Regions from separate parts of the Mus musculus genome. Here all the other regions are linked to region 2. A link is a contact called in ENCODE Hi-C or POLR2A ChIA-PET data. All regions are on one chromosome and are shown on one strand. The core of a region is the stretch at or near the end of the contact, and the rest is flanking DNA. Distances in the headings are between cores, read along the strand shown. Region 1 overlaps Gm41030 (a long non-coding RNA gene). Region 2 holds the start of Enc1 (ectodermal-neural cortex 1). Region 3 has its middle 45 kb from the start of Gm34087.

The links. Hi-C counts contacts between places; a loop is a spot of excess contacts on that map. ChIA-PET counts read pairs that join two places held with the same protein, here RNA polymerase II (POLR2A).
Region 1: POLR2A ChIA-PET joins it to region 2 with 23 read pairs in Patski. The contact joins the enhancer-like site here to the promoter of Enc1 in region 2. A Hi-C loop is called at or near these places in 1 of 37 maps with a recorded cell type or tissue (left cerebral cortex). POLR2A ChIA-PET finds 5 or more read pairs at or near these places in 3 of 5 experiments (Patski and embryonic stem cell).
Region 3: POLR2A ChIA-PET joins it to region 2 with 15 read pairs in Patski. The contact joins the enhancer-like site here to the promoter of Enc1 in region 2. A Hi-C loop is called at or near these places in 1 of 37 maps with a recorded cell type or tissue (Patski). POLR2A ChIA-PET finds 5 or more read pairs at or near these places in 1 of 5 experiments (Patski).

The regions. Positions count from the first base shown.
Region 1 is chr13:97,520,799-97,525,411 of GRCm38, reverse strand. It overlaps Gm41030 (a long non-coding RNA gene), which reads left to right. Exons shown (of 3, transcript XR_001781023.2): 2 at 1-143; 3 at 4,479-4,562. Among named protein-coding and RNA genes, the nearest start is that of Gm41030, 4.1 kb to the left of the region's middle. Within about 2 kb of position 1,522, at least 1 of the 3 ENCODE cell types and tissues checked has a DNase peak (open chromatin) inside an H3K27ac peak, as active enhancers do.
Region 2 is chr13:97,238,433-97,242,496 of GRCm38, reverse strand. It overlaps Enc1 (ectodermal-neural cortex 1), which reads right to left and starts at 1,392. Exons shown (of 3, transcript NM_007930.4): 1 at 968-1,392.
Region 3 is chr13:97,665,707-97,669,875 of GRCm38, reverse strand. No RefSeq gene overlaps it. Among named protein-coding and RNA genes, the nearest start is that of Gm34087, 45 kb to the right of the region's middle. Within about 2 kb of position 2,915, at least 1 of the 3 ENCODE cell types and tissues checked has a DNase peak (open chromatin) inside an H3K27ac peak, as active enhancers do.

The DNA of each region.
Region 1 (4,613 bases), core at 273-2,772, 280 kb before region 2:
GACTTCCTTGAGGATGGGAAGCAAAGAAATGCACCAGGGGTAATTACATCCTGCCTCCTTCAGCGTCGCTCAGGGTTGCAAACTGGATGCAGACTCTTTTTCTCCCAGCATGCCCCTCTGCTCCGTGCATTCAACACCTGCAGGTAGGGGGGCCCTCCACCAGCAGCATCTTTGGAGGCCCTGTGAAATGATTCCCATACCCTGCCCCCCAGCACCTCAGCTTGGAGTCTAGGGTGTGCTCTGATAACAGCGGAAAGTTATTTCCTCCGAGTTGAATATTTACTTTGTGTTGATTTTTCCTAAACACTTAAGAACAGCATCTGACAGGAAAGCCCAGGTTCTCAGAATCAGAAGGGCAGGGGCATTTCTGATCACCTCAGTAATGTGTATTCCTCTACCCCACCTCCACCCCCACCCCACCCCCAGTGACGAGACTGCTCAGAAATCTGATGGGCGGGGCTGGAAATTGGGACAATGAAGTAAACACTTGCTCTATTTGTTAATATTTCTACAAGAATTTACTTAATGTTAAATTAAGAATTTAGAGGGGGGCTGGTGAGATGGCTCAGTGGGTTAGAGCACCCGACTGCTCTTCCGAAGGTCCAGAGTTCAAATCCCAGCAACCACATGGTGGCTCACAACCATCCTTAACGAGATCTGACTCCCTCTTCTGGTGTGTCTGAAGACAGCTACAATGTACTTACATATAATAAATAAATAAATCTTTAAAAAAAAAAAAAAAAGAATTTAGAGGGATCGACAACTGACAGACTGACTGACAGACAGACAGACAGACAGACAGACAGACAAGCACAGAGTGTGGAGGAAAAGAAACATGCTGATACTAAAAGAGAAGAGAAGCGGGAAAGGCAGGAACACCCCGCCATTGTTCATCTATTCCTAGGTTAGGTTGTCTTCGCCCCCTCCAGCTCGATACTGTTCTTCCACACCTTTAATTACATGGATGGATTGCATACGAACCACCAGTGGCCTTGTTCTCACTGGCCCTAACTGCTAATGGGCTGTAAATATGGCCTTTAAAAACTAACCGGGGCTTGATGTGGATTTGTGTTCACCTATGTTAATGGCATGCCAGGGAAATAGATTAGCTGCCTGTCTGCCTGCCTGTGACTCGCTACACTGAGCATTTTAGCCCTGACCTGGTTTGGCCTCCTCCAGCATGGTAGAGAACAGTGCCATGGCTATATGCAAATCTAGGCTTTTATGATCCAAAGACAGACTGCCAAGTAAACAAAGCATTTGTGAAAGAGCTCCAGTTACCGTGTGGTAAGCAGCTACAGCCCTAAGGACTCTTTCTAGCCCTCCGTGAACAACTTCGGAGGGAAAAAAGGTAGACTTTTTTAAAGGGAAGGAAAGAACAGAAGGGGAACTCCAGGCTCCGGGCAACAAAGGCGTTACAATGTAATTAACTCCCAGACTGGGCTCAGTGATGGGGCGACATGGCTTCTGACTGCCCAAAGCTTCCTCTTGTCTTCGGCAGGAATTAAAGTCTACATCTGTGTCAGGAGGGCACTCAGACTATTCGCTGCCTGAGACAACCGGGGAAATCAACCCGCTTCAAGGAGGAAGGCTTGTGACATAGCTGCTCTCTCCAGCATGGCTTGCAGGCTGAGCGGAGTTTACAGGACGACTGTTGGATGTCTGAAGTAGACTGAAGGAAGTCTGAGTCTGGGCCATTTGGGAGGGAACGTGATGGAAATATTTGCCCTGGGCTTGGAGAACCTATTTGTTTTGACGACTGCTGCTGCTGCTGCTATTTTCCTTAAAGTGGAAGATAGCAGGACTGGAAGAATGGGAGGCCCTGTCCTTTGGGTCCCGCCTTCTTGCACATGTGCAAGAGAAGAGACGCACGTTGTATATTAGCTGTGCCTCGGACAATAGAAAAGCCATCCTCAGTGCCCTTCCTCCACTCAGCTAAAGAAAGCGTTCATCTCCATAACTCTCAATCAAATTCTTAAAAACTGTGGAGCTAGAAAAGACATTTTCCCTTATTCCACTGGATATGTTTAATATTGACAAAGAGAAAGACAAGACACTTGTGACTTAACAAAGTTCTACATAAACGTGTACAACTGTATCTACTAGATTTTCACCTTAGTTTGAATTTTGATCTTCCTCATTACAATACAGACTTTTCTGCGAAGAATTGTCTACAAAACCCTAGTAAATTCTAATAAAACAAAATGCCTATAAAATTATAAATCAGGCTATTATTAATTTACGCCACTGTGGTAATATTATATTTACTAGATTTATTTTTAGTTTTTAAACAACTATAATTGTAATGCAAGAACGTGTTCAATGTTAAAGATTCTATTTCAAATTCAGTAAAATACTTCCTATGTGGATTAGCTCACACTTAACAAATGTGTCATACTCCATAAATACACCACATAATTAACCCATAGATACACCACACTTAGCAGAAAAGGTCATCTAGTCAGCGAGAATGTAATTAACAACCTGAAAGTTGTTTCCCCATTTTTTAACTCAAACCAGCAGCTCACACAGGACAATAAAAACGGAGGCACTTCCAGTTCTGTTTCTTTGTCCTTCGGGGTCATTGTTTCAAATCTACTGCTGTAACACAGGCAAACACAGGCAAGGGGCAGTGTGAACTCCGAGGCTTCCAAACCATCATGAGCAGACTTTCCAAATGAAAGCAAGCTTATTTCGACACAAGCAGGCACCCTTTGGATTAGCATCCACGAAAAATATACTTTCCAAAAGACTTATAGTAAAACGTGCTGATTTGATACATTTATGTATAGCCACATAGGCATCATTCGATCCTAGTAGTAATGACCTCTATTATGCACTAGTTAAATTGCTAAATTTTTCTCCAAGACAATAATATTTTCTTCCTTTAAAAAATACTTATCTACATTTTGTGTGTAGGAGTGTTTTTCTTCAATGTATGTATGTGCTCCACAGGCATACCTGATGCCTAAAAAGGCCGAAAGAGCATGACTGATGCCCTGGGACTCAAAGCACGGTTATGAGCACCCACGTAGGTGCTGGGACCTAGATACAAGTCCTCCGCAAGAGCAGCAAGTGTTCTTAACCACTGAGCCATCTCTCCAGGCCCCCCAAATATTTCCTTATTACACTATTTAGAGTTGGTGATAAGCAGATCCCACGTCACATGATCTTGTCATTATTTTAACATTCGATGATTTGTTCCTCTGCTGGTATTGGGCAGCCCACTCCAGCTGCCCCGCCCTTGCTGTGAATCCGGTAAACCCAGACCCATGGTAAGCTTAGCATGAGCAGCCTAGGCAGCCTCTGGAGACCTGAGCTGGGTGAGGAGGGCAAAAAGACCTGGCCAGAAGTCACCCATGCTGGTATCAGGATCTCCCAACCCAGTGATATCACATCTAGGTGACAGGGAGACCCTCACACCTGTTGCCAAGGCAACAGTCACCATATTCCCAGAATCCACTTGGCTTACCTCCCACCTTTACCTGTGGTTATGGCACTATCCATATAAAAGGAAGATCTCTCTCTCTCTCTCTCTCTCTCTCTCTCTCTCTCTCTCTCTCTCTCCCCCCTCCCATATGTTCTCAAGTCTGGGTGGGAGGGGCTATAAAGCTTATATTTGTAAACAAGAAAAAATAGGCTTCAAGGCCAAAGTGACTTATCCAGTGGCCCACTGATTTGTCCAGTGGTAGAATCCAGATTAAAACCCAGATGTGACGGCAAATCATGATCATAAAATTGATGGCATCTAAATCAGCTAAGAGACGTATCTTTGAGGAGGTCTGTATCGTTTCCAGGAAGGACTGTCTGAGGGTAGCAGACTGTTCCCCAGAGTGAGGGGTATCAAATGCAAAGTAGCCCAAACACAAAGAAATCACAGGGCGCAGCCCTTTACTGCTTGCTTGCGCCCCTTCATTTCTGGCCGTTGTATGGATCTGTTGCTGTTGTAGCTGCCCCAGCTGCCTCCGCCATCCAGCTACACAGGGCTAGGCTACTACTGAAATTCTAGCCTCTTCAGCATTCAGGCCATTGTGGGCTACCCAACCTATACAGCTGGAAGTCATATTAACAGATCCCTCTTGATAACATCTACGTCTATTTGTTTATTCACTCCAGACCTCGGCTTATTCACTCCAGAGCGCCACTGAACTAGGTCTGAACTCTGACCTGAAGGGGGCGTAGCAGAGCCTGTGGCCGGCACGGGAGCAGGCGCCATGTTAAGGGCCCCACTGCTCTCCGATGAACAGATACATACATCCCCAGGAATCCTTCAAGTCAGCCACACCTTAGAAACCAACTCAGCCTCAACAGAGGCCTGTCATGTGACCTAGGAGCTAAACCGAGTTTCACTCTCTAGTGATTTCTGGATGGCTCCTCCCTCTTTCCCACATCTATCCTCCATATTCTGTCTTCTCAATTCTCCTGTCTTGCTTAATTTTTAAAATGTGTATTTATTCATTCCTTTATTTGTGTGTCAGGTGTGCACCTGATGGCCATGGAGTTCAGAAGAAGACATCAACTACCCTGGAACTGGAGTTAGAGAATGTTGGGAACCTACGGGTGGATGCTGGGAATTGAACTCAGGTCCTCTAGAAGAACAGCCAGTGTTTTTG
Region 2 (4,064 bases), core at 143-2,642:
AAAAACACCTTCAACATAAAACGAATCATCCTTTCCAACATTTTTTAAAGACCCCAGAGACATAAATCTGCATGCTAAGGAAATGACCCCCAAAATGCACACATATACTTAACTTGCGTCTACAAAGAAGGCAGAGAAAAAGACTGCTATTACTGTGAACATCAAAAGGGCACCTAGTTCAGTGACTTCAGTTCACTTCCTGCTGCTTCCAGGCAGGACGTCTGCCTCCAACACTGGGAGCACCTCCATCTCTCTCCTGGTTAAGCCTGATCTCGATCCCACGAGCAAAGAAGCCAGGCAGACGTTCCCAAGCACTCACATTACTGACAACAACGGAGCCACACTATAAAGATGTTTACCAAAATAGCTCTTGGCCACGCCGTCCCCTCCAACACTTGCAACGGCTACTCTCAACACGCTGGACATGCCAGTGAGGACGACACCAAATTACAAGTCCAAGTCCACTGTTTCATCTCCACCCCGCCCACCAATTCCTACCTAGCCTTTGAAATTAATAATGTCATTCTAAAAGGCAAAAGCTTGCAGGAGAAGAAACTCGTTTTTCAGGAACCAGTTTTCATTCATTTGGCTGCAGTCAAGTGGCCGCAGGAGGAGGTCTGCGCATGGCCTCCACCGCCCCCCAAAGCCGGCTACGAGGCACCCTGGGGAACCGATCCCACGCGCTGGGCTTCCTGGAGACTGCTAGGAGCCGGGATATTATCCCCAACCTGGTTCCTCGCACCCACCGATACTTGCCCGGGCGTTACACCGCAGAGGGGAGGCAAGTTGCTCTCCCAGTGCCGTTCCCACTCCAGCGACTGTTCTGCCTCGAGAGCACCTCCTGGGCTTAAGCCTCAGCCAGGGTGGCGGGCGCCGGCTCGATGCTCCCAAGCACACCCCGCGGCCGACTCCCACCGCCCGAAACCCGGGCGCCCGCAACAGGTTTGGGGTTGCAGGGCAAACTTACAGTAGTGGCGGCTGGCCTCTGCACACAACCGGCTGCGGTTCTTGCCTCGGTCACCCGCAGGGAGCCGACGAAGGGCGTCTCTGTTCCAGGAAGCGGTGGCGATCGCCGGGGAGAAAGGAGCGCTGGGAAGGGAGGCGATAGCGTCCGGGGTAGTGGCTCCCGGGCTGGTTTCGGCAGGCAGCTGACCTCGGTCTCCGGATCTGCTGCTACGGACCTGGCGCCCCGGCCGGGCCAAGCGTCTGCCGGCGCGCGCCTAGCCAGGGGAGAGTGAGCCTGCGGCGGCCGCGCCGCGGAGGAAGGCGGTCTGCACGCAGGGGGAGGGAACGGGGTTGCGGCGTGAGCGCTGGCGGCCGCCTGGCGTCGGCTCCGGGTCTCTGCAGCGCCTCCGTCGCGCCGCTGGCTCTGAGGCTGCGGGAGCTGACTGCGCCGGGCCACCGTGCGCCGGCCTATAAGTTGCGCCCGGGAGGGGGCGCGTATGCAAAGAGACTCGCTAGGGGGAGGAGGGAGGAAGCGCGTCCACTACGCGGGCAGGAGCGGGAGGAGCTGGGGGGGGGGATGACGGGGGGGGCGGTTAGCCGGAGAGGAACTAGGGGAGTGGGGCGGGGAGCGAACGGAGACAAAGCGGACGCCCTCGCTCAGCAACGGGCAGCTGCAGCCCTCGGGGACCGGGAAGAAAATAAGTTTTAGAGGCTCGGAGGGTCTTCGCCTCCTCGGGTCAACCCCATTCAAGGCTAGGTCGGGGGCTGGGGCACCCAACTCAGGGGAAAGCAGCCCTAGGCGCTTTCCTGCGCTCGAGGGTGCCGGGATCCTAAGAATGCTCAGTGGAGTAGCCAAGGCCAAGCTGGGGATCCACCGCTCCCGCATGCACTCACTGGGTTAGACACCCCAGCGGCAGGCAGAGCCTAGTTCCCGCAGGAGCAAGGGAAGAAGCCTAGGTCTGGACCTCGGGGAACACTGCAGGTTGCGCAAGTGGACATTGGGTTACTTGCTGGCAAGAGGCCAGACTCCAAACTCTTGTGGGGGGCTTCCTTCTCCACCCCAAGTTGGTGAGGAAGCCGCGGCAGGACTCTGTCTCGCTCGGAGCTGGAGCCGCAGCAACCCCAGCTGGGTCCTGAGGGCCCACGTGTTTCGCAACCAATCGCCCAGGGCCGCTAGATTCAAAGCCAACTCCTCCAAGGAGCAGACACGCTGCCTCCTCCTGGTAGGGAAGATGTCTGTTACCTTCGGAGACTTGGCCTTTCCTGGGTTTGGTTGGTTGGTGGAGTCTGGAGTTCAGTCAAGAAATAGCGTGTCCCCCCCCCCCAAAAAAAACAACAACCATCACCCCACACACACACCTAAAGTCTCGAGGGCCTAGCAAAAGAAGGAACTCTATCCTAAATAAATAAATAAATAAATAAATAAATAAATAAATAAATAAACAAACGTGGCCACAACTGTTTATGACTCTCATTTTTGACTCTCTGTGCTGGGAGCTAAAACGACACTTTGAGTTGGCTCTTATTCGGCATTTGAGATATGTAGGGACGAATTGTATAGATTATTAGCCCAAACCCTTTATTGTGCAGGTGAGGAAAGAGAGGTCTTTGGCGATGTGAATTGCCTGGCTGGAGACCTGCAGGGCCTCAGTAGTGGCCAGGGAGTTTGCCCTATCCTCTTCATCTCCCCAACGCTTCGCCCCCAGTCTTCCTTTTCTTAAGACACCAGGCGTAGCAATGGTTTAAACCGGCGCAGGAGGCTCCACATGGCGCTTCCTGAGACCACAGACTGCTGAAACCCGCAGGGTTGGTCCTTTATCCCAGCTCCCTCTCTCTGGCTTCCTCTGCTATTGAGGCTGATAGATTTTGCTCATCGCAAAGAAAGACAGTGCCCTCTTAAGTCCTTTCTTAGCATTAACTCGTCAGCCTCACGACAGCCTTTTCAAATCTGTTTCCTATTTTAATTTTTGATAGCGTCTTGGCTCCATTTTGCTTTACAGAGCCAGGGAAAAAGCTCGAGGGATTCAAGGTAAGAACCAGGTGTGGAGGCCCCCAGGGGCAGCAAGGAGCCAGGCAGGCAGAATTCCGTTCCCAAGGAGAGAAAGATTACAACCAATAGAAAGCAAACGGATGGAAACGGAGTTCGCATCAGAGATAGGCTCTGACGAGAGGAAGATAGGAACAGGTCTCCGAGTCTTTTAAAAGCATATTTCTATGTCCTGTGGAGGCACCAAAGCCCACTACTGTGCACTTTCTGGCCCTTTTTCTTTGTTTTCATCTGTCTGGGTTTGGGTCAAACACAAATATGTGGGTTTAGGGCACTAACAGTTCATGTGTACCAGTGGAGTGGAACACTGTTCCATTAAGAAGTTAGCACATCTTCTCTTTTGACAAAATATGCCTGTCTTTCTCCCAAAGCCACCTAGAACTGCTGCTGCTGCCTGGAAGCAGTATATATACCTATGTCAGCTGGTTGGCTGGGGGTTTTGCCAGGAGAAGTCAGCTGGCAGAGGATAGATAATCGTTTCTATTGCATCTCCCACCTGGAAGTTGCAGCATCCACAATGAAGTAAACAGTGAAGTTCGCTTCTCTTTGTAGAGTGCTTGGCTAAGCAAGAGGGCTAAAAGGATGCTAAGTCCAGCTGTTAGCTGCCGCTGTATCTTTTCTACCTAATGTTACCACTTCCTGTGCTTCAAATCAAGAAAACAAAATCACAGCCTAGAAACTTCTGAAATGAAATCAGTGACCATCCACATCCCTTCCTCTGCTAACGGGAGATAAGCAACTTCCGGTGACGGAATTTGTTTATATAGGTTACACAAACCAGGAAATACTGAAAGACACAGGAAGTGAACTTATATTTTAGAAAAGTGCATGTTTCCAGTGACCCTCAGACATGAGCCAGAGTATGAAAATTCTTTCGACTGCTGGGCGGCTTCTAATGCCTTTCTCACGGCTGAGAGTGATTTGCAACTTAGTGGATTTATGATCATAGAAACTCAAACTATATCTTTTTATGGTCTCTCCCAGCCAATGGCAAAAGTCATTCTTATCACCTTGTTCACAGGAAGCAAAGGTGAGTCGTGTGCGTGTACAGGAAGAAACCGCTCCACAGGAT
Region 3 (4,169 bases), core at 1,666-4,165, 430 kb before region 2:
AGCTTGTTGGGACTCAAGCGACTGTTGTGTTTGAGAGTACAGACTCTCAGAAGACCAGCATATGGACCAAGCTCCACAATTGATGGGGAACATCAGAGTATCCTAGGCTCTCTTTTCCTCCTGTACCCCCACGCAAAACAGGTATGATGATGGTACTCGTCGCATGGAGCTTGTCGAAGGATTTGTAATGCACTTTGCCTAACACACAAAAATTACTCAATACAGAGTAGATTGCAAAGGCTTCTAAGAAACAAAGCCTGTATGTTTCTAAACGCCCAGACTGGCCTTTTGCCAGGTGAATACTGAAATGAAACACTAGGTAACTGTATCTTCTTTTATTAAAATCTCTTTCACAAGTTTTGTTCACTGCTCCGTTCCACTGGCCCTCACTGGGTTAACGCTCCCTTGCTCATTTCCCCGGCTTGGTACATAAGATCAGGTTGCATATGTTAAAGAATTACAGGCAAGGAACATTTTAGGTGGGTTGGATACCATGCATCAGGAGGAATTTGAGTTGAAAAGATTACTGTCTTTTGTGCCGTTGAACATTCCATCAGTTCAAGAGGAAGAAGTCTGTTTACAGGTATAGTCAGGTCTACAGGGACCAAAGCATAGCTCCTCTAAATATGTCTTTTAGGACATTCCTGAAATGATTTGCTTTGTTCGAGCCTCTTTTAAGAAACCACATGTAATTACACTCAACTATTCAGAAGGTTAAGCTTCAAACTAGCAAATGCCAAAGCGTTCTGAGTTCTCATTGCCAACTCGCCCTAATTCAGCAAGCAAGGCCTTAGCTCCTCCTCTCAAGCATGCCAGCAGAAAAGAATGTGAGCCAGTATATTCATGAATCCTGGCTCCTCTCTGCTCAAGCATTTCTTTCCAGTGCTGGGGCAGGTCTTTTGATAATCAATTCTCGTGTTATTTATAAACGTTCTTGTCTAGGAAGAAAGCCACTTGCTAATGACAAGGCACTGTGTGACTTTCTATGTCTACAGATGAGCAAGATCTGAGAGAATATTCTAAAACCTTGCTCTTAAGTCTATTGTTCCTTTAACTCACTTAAAACATGCATATGCATGCCTCCTGCATTTAGAAACCTTGCCCTTATTAATTATGGAGTAGACCCCTGTGGGATTTAATATTCTAATTATTTCACACTACAGAACCTCCCAAACATTTTCCTGCTATGCTTAAATTAATATCAGTATATTAAGATCAGACTTCACACAATTGTGTATTAGAGAGAAAGAGTACCTTTTCCTTAAGACCAGGGTTTTTTTTGGGGGGGTGTTTGGTTTTTTTGTTGTTGTTGTTTTTACTTCAGCATGGATATGCATGTGGAATATGTATGTATGTCTGCATGTTCACATGTGTATGAATGCATGTGTTTGTAAGGTGCATGTGAAAATGTGTATGCCAGTGTTTAGAGGCCAAAGTTGGCGTCTGATGTCTTCCTCAATCCCTCCCCACCTTATGTATTGATTCAAGGCCTCTCATCTGCACCCATAGCTCGCCAATTCTGTTAACCTAGCTAGTTAGCTTGCTCTGGGGAGCTTCAGTTTCCATCTTCCAGGGTTAGGATCACAGGTGGGCCTCCACACCCACCCTGGGTTTCCTTTGGTGCTGAGAATCCAAACTTTGTTCCTTATCCTTCTTACACAGTAGGTCTTTACTCACAAGACAATCCCCCATCTGTCTTTATGTGGATTCTTTTGAGTTCAGGTTCTCAGGAAACTACCACATGGATACCTATATAATGAGAACAGAAAATGAAAAAGAGGCTGGTAGGTTAAGAACTTCCTTTGTTCATCCACAACTAATTAGCAATGTCTAGCCTGATCCCTGGGCTGTTCTGGGCACCATGGAAACAAAATGTCTGCCCAATGGAGTTCACACTATTGTGTTGTATTTCAGTGTAAAATAGATGGTAGGTCATAGGGAGAAAAAAAATAATGTAGATGGAAACGAAACGGGACTGGGAATTGTGGTGCATGCCTATAATTCAAGGCCATGGCTAACAAAAGCTGGAGGAACACAAACAGGAGGCCAGGCTGAGCTATATCATGAGGTTCTGACTCTAAAACAGGAAAGGGGAATAGAGGGTTCTAAAAGCAAGGTCATGGTGCTCCTCCAATATCTGAGCAAAGATCTAAAGAATAGAATGAATGACTTGTGCAATATTTGAATTAAAAATGCCATGAACAGTCATGGAAACTCATCACAAGAGGGCCCTGCTCCAGACGTATGGAAGGAAAAGGCCAGTGTGACTGGAGACGGGAGAAAGGAGCACTGAGAGGGAAGGGCACCCAAAGCAGCATGCTCCTTCTACCACCTGGAGCTTCTAGTCTGAGTACCGCTGCAGTACTGTGAGTAAAAATGAAAGGATCTGACGATTGCTATAGCAACGCCGCCTAGGAAGGATGATGAAGATTCACATGACAGTTGTGAGAAGCAGCCAGATCCTGGGCTATTTCAAAGGAAGAACTTTAAAGGGATTTGCTAATGGGCTTAAATATAAATCAAGAAAGAACAGGACGAGTCATGAACAACTCCAAGATTTTTTTTTTTTTGGCTTGAGTTTTTTTTTTTTTTTTAAGTTTGAAGAATAGAAGGGAAGCGAAGGTTTGAATATTGACATGTTAAGTTTAAGATACCTACATTAGCCATCCTCATGGAGATGTTGAGTAGGCAGATGTAGAGAAAAGTCTGGAGTTCAAGGCAAAGGCATAGGCATGAGACATATTTTAGGCTCTATCAACATGTGGATGATGTTAAGCCATGAGACTGGCTGATATCACTCAGGTAGTGAATGTGGGTGGAGACGAGAAGGCGTCCAGAGACTGAAAGCAAGCATGCAGCACTCCAGGGTTTGGAAATCCACACCTGGCATAGCTCCGGATAACTGTTATTCAGAAATGTCTTACTCCTGCTTGGTTCAAAACACTCCATTTTGCTGAATCATGCGACTTGGCATTGATTGTTTTTCTCCATTTTTTTCAACTGGAGTTACTCAGACCATAAAATGGAGCTTAAGGCTAAAGTTGCAGATGACTTAAAGCCTCTGTCTTTCTGCTGAGGAATCCTTGGCCAGTGACATTCAGAAACAATTTTCAAAAGTTTCTTTGTTAACGACTAGACAAGAGCAGCACTGTACATTCAGGAAAAGATGTGTCCAAAAGCCCTTTCAAGGGGTATTGTCCCAAAACCAAAAAATCACAACCCATCCTTGGGTGTCACTAAAAGTTATTGACAGTGACTATCACTGCAAAACAAATTATCCTCCAAACTCAGATACTTGAAATAAGTATTGATGATCTTATTGCTCTTAAGCCAGAAAATCCAGTCATGGTTGGGCTGGCTCCCTTGCCCAGGGTTTCACACAAGGCTGCAATTAAGGTGTTAGCAGAGTGAGAGCAGGTTCTCATCTGAAGACTCGGCTTAGGAATAACCTGCCGTTGCTTAGAGGGCACTTTCCATTGTCTTGACACATGGGCCTCTGTAGCTTCATTTATTGTAGAAATGTGAAGACTCAGAAAGGGAGCTAGCAAGAAAGAAAATGTCTTCAGGATGGCTACCACAGGCTCTTACAGCCATCACAGGCTCTAATGAAGCACTAACAAAGCACAGCATTCCCCCCTCCCTCCCCCACCCCGTTCTATAAACCAGAAGCAAGTGGGTGGGATCAAACAATACCAAGTCAAGGACCATACAGGGGCCGGATCACGAGAAGGTTTGCTTAGCACAAACAACATGAGACATATTTTTAATTAAGAAATTTATTTGTCAAGAAAAGTTTTAGGCACAAAGCAAAGTTAAACAGGAGACAGGCACAGCGAGCTTGTACACTTGCCCTCATAGGCTTAACCTCCCCTACCGTCAGCATCACCTACTCAGTCGGTCGGGGGAATCTCCGCTATCAATGAGTGACTTACACTGACACATTAATATCCTCCTTGGTGTTGTTCATTCTGTGAGTTCGATGGATAAAATATGACATGCGTCATGCACAGTAGTCACCCTACCATATGAATCCTTTCTGTTCTACCTATGTTCTTAACTTTCTTACCTTCTCCAGGTAACCCTTGGCAACCACTAATCTTTTATTTACCCCAATAGTTTCATTGTTTTTCAGAGTGTCAGCCAGTTGAAATTATGTAGTATACAGATTT